Linked DNA regions of Homo sapiens: region 2 is linked to region 1. A link is a loop called in an ENCODE intact Hi-C map of the cell type or tissue named here. Cell type or tissue: Calu3. All regions are shown on one strand.

Evidence for each region. A loop is a pair of places that touch in the nucleus more often than their neighbours do. Peaks named below come from ENCODE experiments on the same cell type or tissue, not always from the same donor. Only the 100,000 strongest peaks of a DNase experiment are listed, where the experiment ranks them.
Region 2: a loop joins it to region 1, with 12 times the contacts of the local background. A loop is called at or near these places in 2 of 110 quality-filtered maps.

What each region holds. Positions count from the first base shown.
Region 1 is chr2:188,845,315-188,853,314 of GRCh38, forward strand. No RefSeq gene overlaps it. Among named protein-coding and RNA genes, the nearest start is that of DIRC1, 59 kb to the left of the region's middle. In Calu3, no CTCF peak of the experiment used is centred here; no DNase peak of the experiment used is centred here.
Region 2 is chr2:188,786,965-188,794,964 of GRCh38, forward strand. It overlaps DIRC1 (disrupted in renal carcinoma 1), which reads right to left and starts at 3,159. Exons shown (of 2, transcript NR_161166.1): 1 at 2,899-3,159. In Calu3, no CTCF peak of the experiment used is centred here; no DNase peak of the experiment used is centred here.

The DNA.
Region 1 (8,000 bases):
ACATTTCTCCCAAGAAGAGACAGAAAAAACAAATGCTGGCAAGAATGTGGAGAAAGGAGAACTCTTATACACTGTTGGTAGACATGTAAATTAGTATAGCTATTATGGAAAACAGTATACAATGTGTATAGCCAAAGGAAATGAAATCACTATGTCAAAAAGATATCTACACCCCCCATGTTTTTTATAGAATTATTCAGAATAGCCAAGACATGAAATCCACCCATGTGTCCATCAATGGAAGAACAAATAAAGAAATTATGGGGCATATACACAATGAAATATTATTCAGCCATAAAAAGAAGAAAATTCTGTCATTGTCAACAACATGGATAAACCTGTAGGATATTATGTGAAGTGAAATAAACTAGGCACATAAAGACAAATACTAAATTATCTCACTCATATGTGGAATCTAAAATCTTTATTTCATAAAAGTAGAGTAGAATGGTGGTTACCATGGATTGGGAGCAGGAGGAGGTTGGGGAGGTGTGGGCTAAAGAATACAAAACTTTAGATAGAGAGGAGAAATAAGTTTAAGAGAGACATTGTGCAACATAGTGACTATAGTTAATAATATGTTGTGTTCTTGAAACATGCTAAAAGAGTAAACATTACCACTGTCACCACAAAAATGACAACCATGTGAGTTAATGCATATATTTATTAGGTAGATTTAGTTATTCAACAATGTATATATACTTTAAGCAACATTTTGTGCACAGTAAATACACACAATTTTATGTCAATTTAAATAAATAAATAATAAAAAAGAGAGATAACTCTGAAAAAAAGAAATACCAGTTTATGGATTGTGAAAAAAATATCTGCAAGCCATTTATATGATAAGAGGTTAATACCCAAAATTTATAAAGAACTCAGACTACTCAATAGTGGAAAAACAAATAACCTGATTCAAAAATAGCCAAAAGACTTGGATAGAAATTTTTCCAAAGAAGATATAAAAATGGCCATCTGGTATATGAAAAGGTGTTGAACATCCTTAATCATCAGAGAAAGGAAAATCAATACCATTATGAAAGACCATCCTTACCACAACACACCTGTTGTAATGACTATTACCAAAAAGTCAAAAGATAACAAGTGTTGGTGAGGGTATGAAGAAAAGGGAACTCTTATACACTGTAGGTGGGAATGTAGATTGGTATAGCCATTTTGAAAATAGTATGGCCGTTTCTAAAAAATCAAAAATAGAACTACCATATAACCCAGCAGTCCCTCTTCTAGGAATATACACAAAGGAAATAAAATCACCATCTTGTAAAGATACCTGCACTCCTATTTCTTTGCAGCATTATTCACAATAGCCAAGATATGAAAACAACCTAAATGTTTGTTGTTGGATAAATGGATAAATTGTGATACATATATACAATAGAATATTACTCAGCTGTGAAAAAGAATGAGATCTTGCCATTTGCCACAATGTGGAAAAGCCAGGAGAACATATGCTAAATGAGATAAATCAGATGCTGAAATGAAGATATTGCATGATATCAGTTATTTCATATATACAGATGGAGAGCAAAACAGTGGTTACCAGGAGTGGGGGTGGGGAGGAAGTGGGAGGTACAGTTCACAGCATTCAAAGCAGCAGATATGTAGGAATAACAAGTTTAGGATCTGATGTACAACATGAGGACTACAGGTAATATAATTGTACTGTATATAAGATTTACGCTAAATGATTAGATTTTAGCTGCTCTTGCCTTCAAAACAAAAATATCTATAACTATATGTGATGACAATTGTGTTAATTTTCTTCATTATTGTAACTTTTTGCTGTCTGTATGTATCCCATAATATGCTGTATATCTTGAATACACACAATACAATTTATTTATTTATTTATTTATTTATTTTATTTTATTTTTTGAGACGGAGTCTCACTCTGTCACCCAGGCTGGAGTGCAGTGGTGCCATCTCGGCTCACTGCAAGCTCCGTCCCGGATTCACACCATTCTTCTGCCTCAGCCTCCCAAGTAGCTGGGACTACAGGCACCCGCCACCACGCCCGGCTAATTTTTTGTATTTTTAGTAGAGACGGGGTTTCACCGTGTTAGCCAGGATGGTCTCGATCTCCTGACCTTGTGATCCGCCCGCCTCGGCCTCCCAAAGTGCTGGGATGACAGGCGTGAGCCACTGCGTCCGGCCAATACAATTTATTTAAAATTAAATAAGAATTATTTCTTAAAAAAAAAGAACCCCTATAAATAAATAAAATGAAAGACAAATTTAATGAAGCGGGGGAAAAGTACAGAGAGTTTATGAGAAAAGATTTCCACATAGCTTGTAAATATGTAAAAAACTGCTTAACATAATTAGACGTCAGGGAAATGTAAATTAAAAAGCATGAAATTTTAAAAGTGGCAATTCTAGGTGGCGAAAAGGATGTGGGCAATTAAATTAAATAAGAGTGTAAACCGGTAAAATAACTTTGGAAAACTGATAGCGTCTGAACATATGCATTGTCTATGACCCAAGACATTCTCTCCTAGGAATATAACGAGCCACCAAAAAAAGGTACAAGAATGTTCACAGCATTGTTCATAATGTATAAACCAAGACATAATCTAAACACTCACCGATAGTAGAAAGCATAACTGAATTGTGGCATAATAATACAATGGACACAATTAGCGTAGAAAATGAACCGACATATTACTTGCAACAACATGACTGAATCTCACAATCAGAAACCTGCATGAAAGACCTGATCCCCAATTAATCTAAACTGTATTGTATGATTATGAGTCCGTTTCTGAAAAATTCAGAAAGAAGCAAATATAAGTATTGCTTTTAGAAGTCAGAATACTGGTTGTCTGTGGGGTGGAAGAGTGGATAGTGACAGGAGTGGGTGCAAAAAGGAATTTCTGAGATGCTGGTGATGTTTTATTTCTTGACTCTCATGGTGGTTATATGATTATGTTTTTTTGGTGACAATTCACCAACCTGTACACTGTGGTTTTATGTTCTTTTCCATAAGCAGGCTTCATTTCAATAAAAATGTTTATTTATAAAATTGAAGATAAAACACCAAATTCCATGCCATGGAATATAGTCCTTCTTGTTCCAGGGTTTATGACTTCATACCACCCATGTGCTCTTAATCTCTGCATGTAAGACATTAATACGGTCTTAAAATATTTAAACAGCTTCCAGGCACAGAGAAACAAATACTGTATGATTTTATTTATATGTGGAATCTAAAAAAGTTGCTCATACAAGTAGAGAGTAGAATGGTGGTTACCAGAGACTGAGGTCTTAGGGGAGGTGGACTGGGAAAGGGGAGACATTGGTTAGTGGGCACAAAGTTACAGTTAGATAGGAGAAATAAGTTCTGGTATTCTATTGCACAGCAAGGTGAGTATAGTTAATAATAACGTATTGTATATTTCAAAATAACTAAAAGAGAGGATTTTAAATGTTCTCACCGCAAAGAAAGGATAAATATTTAAGGTGATGGATATGCTAATTACCTTGATTTGATTATTTCACAATGTTTACATGCATCAAAACATTACACTCTACCCCATAAACATGTGCAATTAATTGTCAATTAAAAAGAAAACAAAAGTTGAAAAATATTTAAAGGGCTGTTTTAACAGACTCTTACTTTTTAGTAGGAAAAAATAAAGTTGTTCATTTTGAAATTTTGGCTTGCATTCCAAGGAATTATATAATTTCCTGTCTGATAGAGGAAGGTTCCTTGTTTCAATAATAAATGACCTCTCTATGTCCTCTACAGTATTAGAAAAACATCCTTCTGTAAAATTCTTTTTAGGTTTTCAGTTTCTTTTCAGGGTTATTGATGTTCCCTCCAAAGTCAGGAAAAGGAGCAATTTCTGTCCTTGGATTCATATTTGATTGTAAGCTCAAGATCATAGCCCTCAGAGTTGCTAGCTTAGCCTTTCAGTTTATGTTTCTGCCTACTGGTGTACTTCATTCTCCTTAATCCATTAATACAGCTTGACTATTTTTTAACCTTAAGATAAGGGTGTTCTTTTTTTTCCTGTCTACAAAGCAAATAAGAAAGTATAGAATTTTAAGTAAAGTTGCAATTTGATAGATGTGACTGATTTTTCGTGGTAAAGCAACTAAAGAGGCGAGTTTACTAATTTATTATAATTAAAACATTTTATTTAGGTAGCCACACAACAAATTGCATTCCTGCATTAATGTGTTGTCACTTGAATCTAAGTTCAGATTTTGAATTCTAACAAGAATATTTTAAATTATTTTTGAAACAAACTGATCCATTTTTTTTAAAAAATGACCTTAATAAAAACTAAATGATCTGAAAATCACCAGTCTTATCTCGTATTTTGAAACTCAAATGAGAAGTGGAAGCTGTGTTTATGATTAGGGGATATGGAAAGATGACTATGAGAAATGTCTCATAGATTTGGAGCATCAGAATATATATGGCTATTTTCAGCAAAAAAAAAAAGAAAAAAGTGAATTATGGAAGTCTCTTGGGTGTAAACTGTATAAAGGTATCTTTTATTCAGCATTCCCAGGGATTAGATAGTACACAAATTGATAAGCCAAGCACTACTCATTATATAATGGTTTGCACTAGTTTTGCTTTTTTGAAAAATTTCTTTACAGCCATAAAGTCATTTCTCAAATATCTATCTTCTCCTCCTTTCAAATTAAAAATAAGTCTGGATGATTCCTGTAAAATGAAAAAAAGAGGCAGTGTTGAGTAATGGCAAAAAGAATAACCTTGGAATCTGGTTCTTGGCTTCTAGACCTGGCATTACCCCCTCAGCATTTCTTTGGGCACATCAGTCTTTCTGAGTCTCAGTTTCCTCATTTGTAAAATGTGGATAACAACTCTTGTTCCACTTACCTCACTGGTTGTTTTGAACAAGTGTGGTAAATCAGAAAGCTCTGTAAAAACCTATTACATAAATGTCAGGTGTTACTAATACTACTACTATTTTAAAAAGAATTATTGGGACTAAATTTCTAAGATGGTACATCTCTGTTTGACTCAGTTGCTTGACTTACACTGAATTCATTTTCTATTGAACTTGGAAATGTCTAGAAGCTATCCAATTTTGTAACCTGCAGGGAATATTTAAAGCTTTAGAAACTAAAGAAAGCATCTGCCTTATGTTGTGTAAATGATGTGCAAATGCTACCAAATTATTTGTTTTAGATAGGCATAAAATTTAAGAGAAACAAACAAACAAGAAGGCAGAGGAAGCATTTCCTACAGTTGAAATTGCTTATAATCTCTATGTATTTAAATGTACTAGATTAGAGCAGAGGGGCTAGCCCTGGCAAATGTGCTACCAAGAGGCCACTCAAGGCCATTTGCGGAAAGACATTGGCTTTAGTACAGTTACCCTTAAGTAACTTCTAGTTCTTTTTCCCTATGACCGTACAATTTGGCTCCCATTGCTAGTGGGCACCACTCTTCCAGGCTCTCCCTGTTCCAGACTGTAGTGGTGTTCCCCACCCCTCTTCATTTGCCTATAACTGCCAAAGCTTTGAGGTTTCCAAAAGGCAAACACAGCCTGATCCTTCCCCCAGTGGCTGCTTCTGAATGTGTCAAACCATTTTTTCCATCTATTGGACTTGGAGACACAAGGAAAAAGAAAAGTTATGGGAAGGCTCCTGAATGTTTAAAGTGGGCTGACTCATCTGACCCAGGTCACACTGACCATTTGGACTCCTCAGAGCGTTTTCTGTGTACCTTGAGAGCTCCCTGACCAGTTGCCAGCATCATTATCAAAGAAGCTGCCGTCCATAGTTCCCTACAAGTTGGTCTAGTCCACAATCACAGGTCAGAAATAATCTGCCATCTGAATGATGGTAGAACCATCCTGAATCACATGCGGCTTCATGTGGCAGGACAATTGTTTGGCTCAGTTGTTCTACTTGAGGGTTTCCTATACCAGTCAGAAGGATTATATTGCAAAATGGAACACACTGGCCTCTTTAAAAAATTATTTACATATCATGCATTTGTTATTATGGTAGATTTCACATAATTCTAAATTATATGTCCAGTGCTAATATCAGGTGATTCCTGTATTCAGAGAATTGTGGTGAAAATTGCCTGTGGAGTATTGGCAATAAAGACAAAGGAGGTATGCAGAATGATTGCCCAGAATATCACTAGTAACATATTGGGCATGATTTTCCCTTGCCTTATCAGGAGGGTGTGATAATATACTGAGCCAACAGAGAAATAGCTTAACAGTACAACAGCCAGGGATCTCTGAGGGATGCTTCCAGTTCCCCACATTGGTCTTAGCAGCAGCCTTTCTACATTAAAATCGATTTCCATTAGTTCACTGGTGGAAAAACACAAAAATCTGTCAGGTTGCTCATTTTAATCAGCACATAGTCTTATTTGACTACTGGATATTTTGTGTGATATCCATATTTTAATTTTAGAATGCCTCAAAATATTTTCAATATTTTTCTTGTTCCAATTTTAACATTTTTCTGGTTATTTCATACTATATTCCTTTGTATACATTTGTGCTACTACATGTGGGTTTCCAAATTGTACTTTTTCTAAATAGCATTTTGGCCTTCAACATTTTTATTTAAATGAGATGATCGAAGAAAAACAACTTCCCCTACTACCAAAGTCAGTGCCTGAGCCAAACACATTCCAGCTTCCCGCTCTCATTCTCCTTGTCTTACTGATTTTTATTCATCTTTCAGACCTTAAGTGAAATAAATGTTCCTTCCTTAGGGGAATCTCCGCTAAATCCTAGAACTAGTTTAGATCCTCCAGTAATACATTCACATAGTTCCTAGCACCTTAGGTTCACATCACTTTATACCATTCTTATTACATACCAATTTGTATAACTGTTTTTTAGGTCTAATGGCTTCCCTTCTGGACTATAAGCTCCAGGAGAGCAGACACTGTGCTTGTCTTGAACTCTCCTGAATTTTCTTTTTCTAATAGATTAGCTGGCACCTTAGTAGTAGCTCAAAAATATTTTGTGTAAGTGAAGAATGAATAAATCAACATCTCTCTGGCACACAATTCCTCGTAAACCTAACACCTGTAATAGTGATGAAACCTGGAGCAAATTCAGGAAATCTGTGTCCACTAGTTGACCAGGTGTAAAAGATAAACTCTCTGATTCTTGCTTCAGTTGACAAAGTTTTCACGGTGCATTAATTCTCCCAATCTTCAAGCTATTACAGAATCAGAGGCTTTGCAGACGGGGGTCTGTATTTTGTCCCTTTGATGGACCACCTGCCAGGTGTAACTCAAATAGCTTTAGAATCTAGCCCTAAGACATGGGTGGTATTCTCTGTGCTCATTCAGTTCAACCATTATAAGGTGAGGTAACTTCACTATTTTCTTCCAACAGATGCAAAGACAGAGATCGAGAAATACCGTGCCCATTGCTCTTACAGGCTGGCAATAAATGGCTGCAAATATAAAGAATGAAACATTTTTTTAAATTCTCATTTTACCGTTTCTAGAGAGATTACCAACACCTGTGCTTCTTTTAGGTCCCACTGTGCCTATTAAGAATTTTACATTATTTCTGATTACTCAACTCTACTAAGGCAATCAACTGAGTCCACTTGCTTGCCAAACAGGAAATGACTGAAAAAAAGGCAAATACAAGGACAGCAAATCCTTTGAGCCATCTTATTAGGCACTGAAGAGCCATTTTGATGGCAATCTTCCTTTCCTTTACTGGAAGCAGACTAAACCAAACTCTCACTTGATTTCCCAATTTAGAAGCTACTGCTTATTGTACACCTACAAAGTAGTATTCGTACACACACTTTCTGAAAAGACATGAAAGAAGAGGCTTAAAGACCCCAGTGGTTATCATGCAATCTTTCAATTCTAGATAAAGTTAAAACCTTGACCTTTAGTTTTTCCCAACAAATTAGACAGTGTGAGGTAGGTTTTTGTATTCCAACTGTCATTTGTTTTAAATATATATTTTGGAACATGAACATTGAACACAATAGGGACA
Region 2 (8,000 bases), 58 kb before region 1:
ATTGAGATTAAAGAGAACAAAAAGGAAGGCTGCAATGTTCATTGTCCTTTTCTTCCGTAGGATAGACATTTATACCACACTTTACAACATTTTCCCAGCTCCAGTAGGTTTTCTTTTTTCATGACAACTTTGTAAAACTGCATTCCTAAGGAAGTTCATCACTGTTTTTTATTGCATGCTCTTGAAATTTTCCAGAACCCTTACCAGAAGAGGCTTCAGTAAATGGAGTTAGCATTTGAGCTCTACAGAGTCAGAGTCAAAAATAACAGTAGTCACGTGGTCAACAATATTTATACGATACTTAATCGTCTGAGCTCACAAGATAAAGAGCAGGCATTTCACTGTTCATAACATGTTCAGAAAAAGTGGGTTTGTAACAAGGTTTTTAATACCTGTCACTTGCAGGAATGCTAGGTTCTTCTCAAAGGAGAATTCTACATTGATTTAAACTCATTGACATACAAAGTATGCATCATGGATATATGTGATTTTACATAACTACATAGACGTCATAACGGACCTATGTCCCCTTTCTTCACACAGAAGTAGCTCTGCCTCTAGGCAGCATTGCTCACATTATGAGAAGCAAAATTACTATCTTTTTTTCAAAAATGTTCATAAAGTAATTAAAGTAAGTAGAAAAATTCAACTTATAGTTTGGAGACTCTTGCAGAGATAGGTAAATTTTTTGAACTTTTAGAATAGGATTTATGTCTGTGTTGCTTTTCTGAGATCTGAAATGAATGTGTGTGTGTGTGTGTGTGTGTGTGTTTCCAAAGAGCTAACGTGGCATATCTTCATCCTCAGATTCACTTTTGCCCTTGGACTCTTTCTCACCCTTCTCCTCCTTAGGGAGACAGGGGAAACAAAAGTACTGTTTCAGCCAACTGACTTTATTAAAGCTTTCTCATCTACGAGGCATGAGAATATGTTTGTGAATCTGTTTCTCTTTTGTTTGGCAGTGAGAAGTGCAATTGCTCTTTAATTAGAACCTTCTGTGTACCATAAATATGGTTTAACCCAGGTGTTTAATCTACCTCCAATGCAAGTGCAAATTGGTGACATGAGTCAAATGACAATTTTATTTAATTATCAGACAAGTTAGGAATAGCTAAACGCCAGCCACCATCAATTCACTGAGTTAAGGATCTTTGCTAATAATTACAGCAAAAGAGAGGGGAGTAATAAAGGGAGTGTACTGGAAATCACAGTAGACAAGATCATGAGACTAAATGCTAGACTTGATGATTCTGACAATATTTATCTGTATGGGAATGGCCAAATCTTTTAAGATTATTGGAACTTGGTATTCTTATCTGTAAAAATTAGGACTATTATTTCTAAAATATTTCACCATATAACTTATAAGATTATACCCAGCTCTCAGATCCTGTAATTCTAATCAACACATAGAAAGACATGAAAAAACAGAAAGAAGTAGACGAATATTTATTAGGTCGGCTATTGTAAGAATTTATGGATTTAAGAAACCCATATTCAGTCTTCACTTTATCACTGATGTTTTGTTTTCATGTCATTTTAGTAAAAATGTTTGCTGATATTGTCAAGGGATTTCCTAGCTAAAATATAATTAAAAGATCTCTCAGTGTCATTTCTCTTCTAATTGCAGTTCCATCACATTAATCTCCTACAACTAACTGAAAATAGCAATGTCATTCACAAATACAAAGAAATATGTCTAATCAAACTTCATTGAAATAACACAATTACCTCCTTTCCCTAATGTTTGGCTGTAAGCAAAATCCAAGAGCTGTATCTTTTATTTTTCTTTGTGTTAGTTCCTGTTCATGTGTGGGAGAACATTGGTCAGTGACTCACATTACTGACACACAGCCAGCACAGCTGGATAGGCACAGAATGCATTTCATAATAAAAGGGACAAAGAAAGAAAGATAGAGAAAAAAGTTTATGTGTTTGGTTTATTTTAAAAATCTATACAGCTTAATGCTAAAAAGCAAGAACCAAATTTTTCTAAACAAACAGCTTCAAGGAAAAATAATTTTGGAGGGACTAATTAAAATTACTTTAAGAACTCTTAATATGTAAAATACTTCTTTAAGGCAGCTATTCCCTGTGGAAATCTTACCCTCTCCCATGAAAAAGAACCAGCAATTTATGACTGTCATGAGAGTAAAACTCTAGTGAGAATTTAGAAGTACACACAATAAAATAAAAATACTCCACAATAGTTTTGAACTCTTGAAGAAAATGACAGGAATAGTATTATGTGTAACCAAATATATATATATACACACACATATATATACGTATATATACATATATACGTATATATATACACATATATACGTATATATACATATATACGTATATATATACACATATATACGTATATATACACATATATACGTATATATACACATATATACGTATATATACACATATATACGTATATATACACATATATACGTATATATACATATATATACGTATATATACACACATATATATACACATATATATATATATACTCAGAAATATCTGCACTCCAGCTTTGAAAATGTGAGTTAGCTGACACATAACAATGTCAAAGAAGACACATTTTTACAGAAGAACTTTCCTTAAATAAAATAACATTTCCCAATCCATTAAATGTAAATGACATAGTCACTTATCATATATTTTGTCTATGCTGTATAGAAGTTAAATTAAGTTGTTCGCTGTATACTTAAAACTAAAGGTTTTAGGATATGAGGTACTTTACAGCATGTCTATTATCACTAGTAAGAAAAGACTCTATAAATGTAAAAGGAAAGATCACTTCTTCAGACTATGTTAATAGAGTAGACTGTCCTGGCCTAAAATCTTATGATTGAGAAATGAGTGCCATAGCCAACCCACCATTTTGACAGAGCTCACCTGAATTTTTCCTTCTGGTGATGAGAAGCAATGCCAGAATTTCTACTCCAGCCATCTTCACACTTGTGGAGAGAAATTCAATAGTGATACATTTGTAGTGAGGAGAAAGATGTGTTAGCTTAACAACTGATGCAGGGTCTATCTTTTAAGGAAGATATTGTGTTTGTGGAGGAAAACATCTTGGAAGGTATTTAGAAGTGGAAAGTAAGACTTTAAGGGCAAGAGAAACTCTGCCCATGTCAAGAGACACAACTAAACTGCTTTGTATTTGGAAATCAATAGGAATTTGGAGAGAGAAACTAAAAACATGAGTAATCAACAAAAGATGATTTAACCTACATGATCGGAATCTGAAGCCCAAGATTTGGAAGGAGAGAGGGAACTTTAGGAACATCAATATCTAACATAGAATATTACATCTTGAGCCTTTTGGCAGTGTAAATCTCTACATCCCCTATAACTCAGTAGTCCTTTACACATATAAGAGTTTCTATAAGTAGTTTGGCATAACTAAGAAAAAGTATAGTGATCCACATCTAAAACAATATAATGCAAAACATAATAATACATATTGGACATTTAGATTATCCCTAAACTGATTCACACTAAGCAGGACTTAAGAGCTGAAAGTGATCATAAATTCTGATGAAATTTGAAAATTCTTGAGATACAGGTTGAACTCAGTGGAAAATACATTGAATCAATCTTACTGATCTCAAAAGGCAGGGAAATGCTGTTGAAATTTAGTTTACATAATTATTTTCTCTTTTTCTGGCTGTCCTTAAAGCTAACACTTGGCATGATACTAAAAACATTGTTTTAAGAGAAAATCTATTGTGGACAAATACAAGCTTTAGGAATAAATTAAAATGTTTAGAGGAATTAACACATCTGTGTAAAATTTTACATGTGTGCCAAACTGGTCCCCAAGCTAAAACTAGTGACATATTAAAACCCAACATATTAGCTCACACATTTACAATGAAATACAACACTTTTCGTAATACTATAGTTTGTGACAGTTCAAGAAGTGATGAATTGGAAAACATGCTATGATAGGCATGGGCAATTTAGAGCTCAGTCTGGACAATCGGTGATGATTAATCTTAAGAGGATTTCTGAAGTTCAGGCAACAAATGATTAAAAATCAACTTCAACAATAGTCAATGATGGCTGAATGTAAGATATTTAAACATGCATTGGAAAATACAATGGAACTAATTGTAGTCATGGACATTGAGAGAAGACTTCTGGATTCAGACAAATTTTTGCTCACTCAAATCCCTGTAACATTGTTTACCTTATATTACATGTCATAAATTGACTACGTTATGAAATAGGAAGGGTAATATCTATTTTTAAATGTAATAATTATAAACAATGTATAAAATATGTGACACAAAGAAGACTGGCAGTTTATAGTGACTATTGTATTATTATTTTGATTTTAGTAGTTGAACAGGAAAAAGAGAGAACAGCACAGACTGAAGTATTTATATCTCAATAATTAAACTTACTTAATATTTTCTATTATACATTTACCTAAAAAGTACAGGGCTGATACTTCCATATTTATATGGAATAACAGTTCTTAAAATATATAAAGCAAAATATTATTGAAATAAAGAGATGATCGATAAACTTGTAAAATTATCATCAGAGATGTAAATACCACCTCTACAATAGGTAGACCAAAATTAGTAAAGATACAAAATAATTTAACAACACAATAAACTTGAACTAATTAAAATACAAGGTCTCTATCCCAAAGAACTACAAAATAAATATCCTTTTTAAGTAGAAAAAAAATTCACTAAAAATATATATTTCAAGCCATAAGACAAGTCTGAATAAATTTCAACAACAGAAATCATTCATAGTACAAACCCTGACTACAAAGGAAGAAAGTTAGAAATCTCCCAATTATTTGTAAACAATGCACTCCTAATCAACCCAAGAGTCAAAGAAGAAATCAGAATTTGCACAAAACAGCTGAAAGAATTCTATCACTTATCTATTGATGTGTAGTGATCCACCCCAAAATTTAGTTGTTTAAAATAAAAACCATATTCTTTGCTCATAATTCTATGGCTCCACAGTTGGAGTTGAGGAAAAGGGAGTGTTGTCTGAGCAATTCACCTGTTGGTCTCACATGTAGGAAGTTTATACAGAATGTGGATGACTGATTTCTTCTCCACATGGTCTTATTTACTAGTTAGCTAGTTCAGGTGTCTTTACTTAGCAGTTGTGCATGCCATTTAAAGTGGAATTATTTTAGTTTAATATGACCAATTATTTGGTGCTTGTATATGCAAATAAAATTCAATTTAATACCATTGTATCCTGAAAACTTGTCAAATTCACTTATTAGGTAGGTTTTTTTCTTGGTAGATATCTCAGGAAACAGGTCAATTATCAGTAAATAAAATTTGGCTCCATGATTTTCAATATTTACACATTTTATTTTTTTTGTCTTGCTTCATTACACTGTGTAGGACCTCTATTACAAAGTTAAATAGTAGTGGCATGTGCCAGGTTATTGATTTATTGCCTCTCAGCTCCAAATCCACACTTCTTTGTCCTATTCTGTGATACTGTAGCTGGACCATAAAAACCTTTCTCCTTTGGCAGCTGGCAGAATGGTTTACAACCCACTTCTGAAGTTTTAAATATTCAGAGAGATCCCTTGGCTGGGAGCAGTGGCTCACGCCTGTAATCCCAGCACTTTGAGAGGCCGAGGCAGGTGGATCACCTGAGGTCGGGAGTTTGAGACCAGCCTGACCAACATGGAGAAACCCCGTCTCTACTAAAACTACAAAATTAGCCAGGTATGGTGGCACATGCCTGCAATCCCAGCTACTCAGGAGGCTGAGGTAGGAGAATCGCTTGAACCCAGGAGGCGGAGGTTGCAGTGAGCTGAGATCATGCCATTGCACTCCAGCCTGAGCAACAAGAGCGAAACTCCGTCTCAAAAAAAAAAAAAAATCCGAGAGATGTTACCTATACACTAAACACTGCGAAAGTTTGCTGAGAGAAAATAAAGAAGACATAAACAGATTGAGAGGCCCACCACGGTCATGGATTTTAAAAGTTCTATATTTTTAACATGTAAAATCTCCCCAAATTGAAATATAGATTCAGTTTATGCTACCCAGAATTTCAGCAAGGCTTTTCTACTGGAAGTTGAAAGGGTGATTATATTTATATGTGAAATCAAAGGAAGTGTACTAATTAAACAATCTTAAAACACAAGAATAAAGGTGTTGGTCTTACATTCTGGACTGGGGAAAAAATCCATTCAATAAATGGTGCCATACCTATTGTCTATCCATATGCAACCTCAATGAATGTCAAACCTTACCTTATAAAAATTATTCTGAATATATAGTGGAATTAAACACTGAACTGAAAACCAAAGAAGAAAACATTATAAAATCATTTTGTTTTCTTGGATAGGTAAAGATGTATTACAAAGGATACAATAAGAATTAGCAATAAAAAAGATTGATTAGACTTCATAAAAATTAAATGCATGTGTTAATCAAAGATACACTTAAGAAAAGGGACACGAAGGACAGACAACAATAGAAAATAATATCTATGCATATATTGGACAATTCAAATCCAGAATGTATAAATAATTTATACAGCTCAATAATAAAATACAGACAATTAAAAAATTATAAAGCAGTTGAACTGGCATGTTATAAGAGATGATATAAGAATAGCCAGTATGTTCTTTCTGTATCCCAGCAGAAGGTTTTGAACCACCTTAGACATGTATGCCACATTCATTCAGGGATTAGTACAATTCAATTTTTCTTAATCTTATCATTTGGAAAGATACATCTGATTTTATCAGAGTAATTGTTGGGATATACATATAATTTCTATGTGTTTGTTTATTTTATGTGGAAGTTGTATTTTTATATTTTGAAAGATCCTAAATAATTATTGAAGTGGAGTATGGATAGATAGATAATAGATAGATGGATGTAGATGGAGCTAGTTCAATGACCACAAGAATTATCTTGGTTTTATAAAAGGACTAAAAACAAGTTTAATATTTCCTACCTCCTTTTAATTAAATTTATTATGTAATATAATTCAATAATATATTTTTGCATAAATTTTTCTTCTAGTTAATGTTATTGAAAGGGAATATCAGTAAATGAAAAGATATCCCTAAAAATTGAGAAGAAAAATTAATATGCCTTATCTTCCTTAGCATTCATTACAATGATTTTTATTTTTAAAATCATTTCTCAAGAAGTAAGTTGTTATATACATGTTTAGTGATAATGATCTAGGATATACCATTTAACAAATGCTTGGGCCGGGCGCAGTGGCTTACGCCTGTAATCCCAGCACTTTGGGATGCCAAGGCAGGTGGATCACGAGTCAGGAGTTCGAGACAAGACTGGCCAACATAGTGAAACCCTATCTCTACTAAAAATACAAAAAAAATAGGCTGGCGTGGTGGCCCGTGCCAGTAGTCCCAGCTACTCGGGAGGCTGAGGCTGGAGAATCGCTTGAACCCGGGAGGCGGAGGTTGCAGTGAGCTGAGTTTGCACCACTGTATTCCAGCTTGGCTGACAGAGTGAGACTCCATCTGAAAAAAACAAAACAAAACAAAACAAAACAAAAAACAAAGAAACAAATGCTTGCAGCCTTGGTTCTTTGTTTTTAGGGTATTAGTAATATTTAAGTTTAGATTGCCTAGGCTTATGACAAAAGCAAAACAAAACAAAACAAAAATCTAGCATACTCATTTAATATACCTGCCATTATTTATTTATTTATTTATTTATTTATTTATTTATTTATTTATTTATTTATTTTTTTGAGACAGAGTTTCACTCTCGTCACCCAGGCTGGAGTGCAATGGCGCGATCTCTGCTCACTGCAATCTCCATCTCCCGGGTTCAAGCTATTCTCCTGCCTCAGCTTCCAGAGTAGCTGGGATTGCAGGTGTGTGCCACCACACCCAGCTAATTTTTCGTATTTTTAGTTGAGATAGGGTTTCACCATGTTGGCCAGGCTGGTCTCAAACTCCTGACCTCAGATGATCCACCCGCCTCAGCCTCCCAAAGTACTGGGAT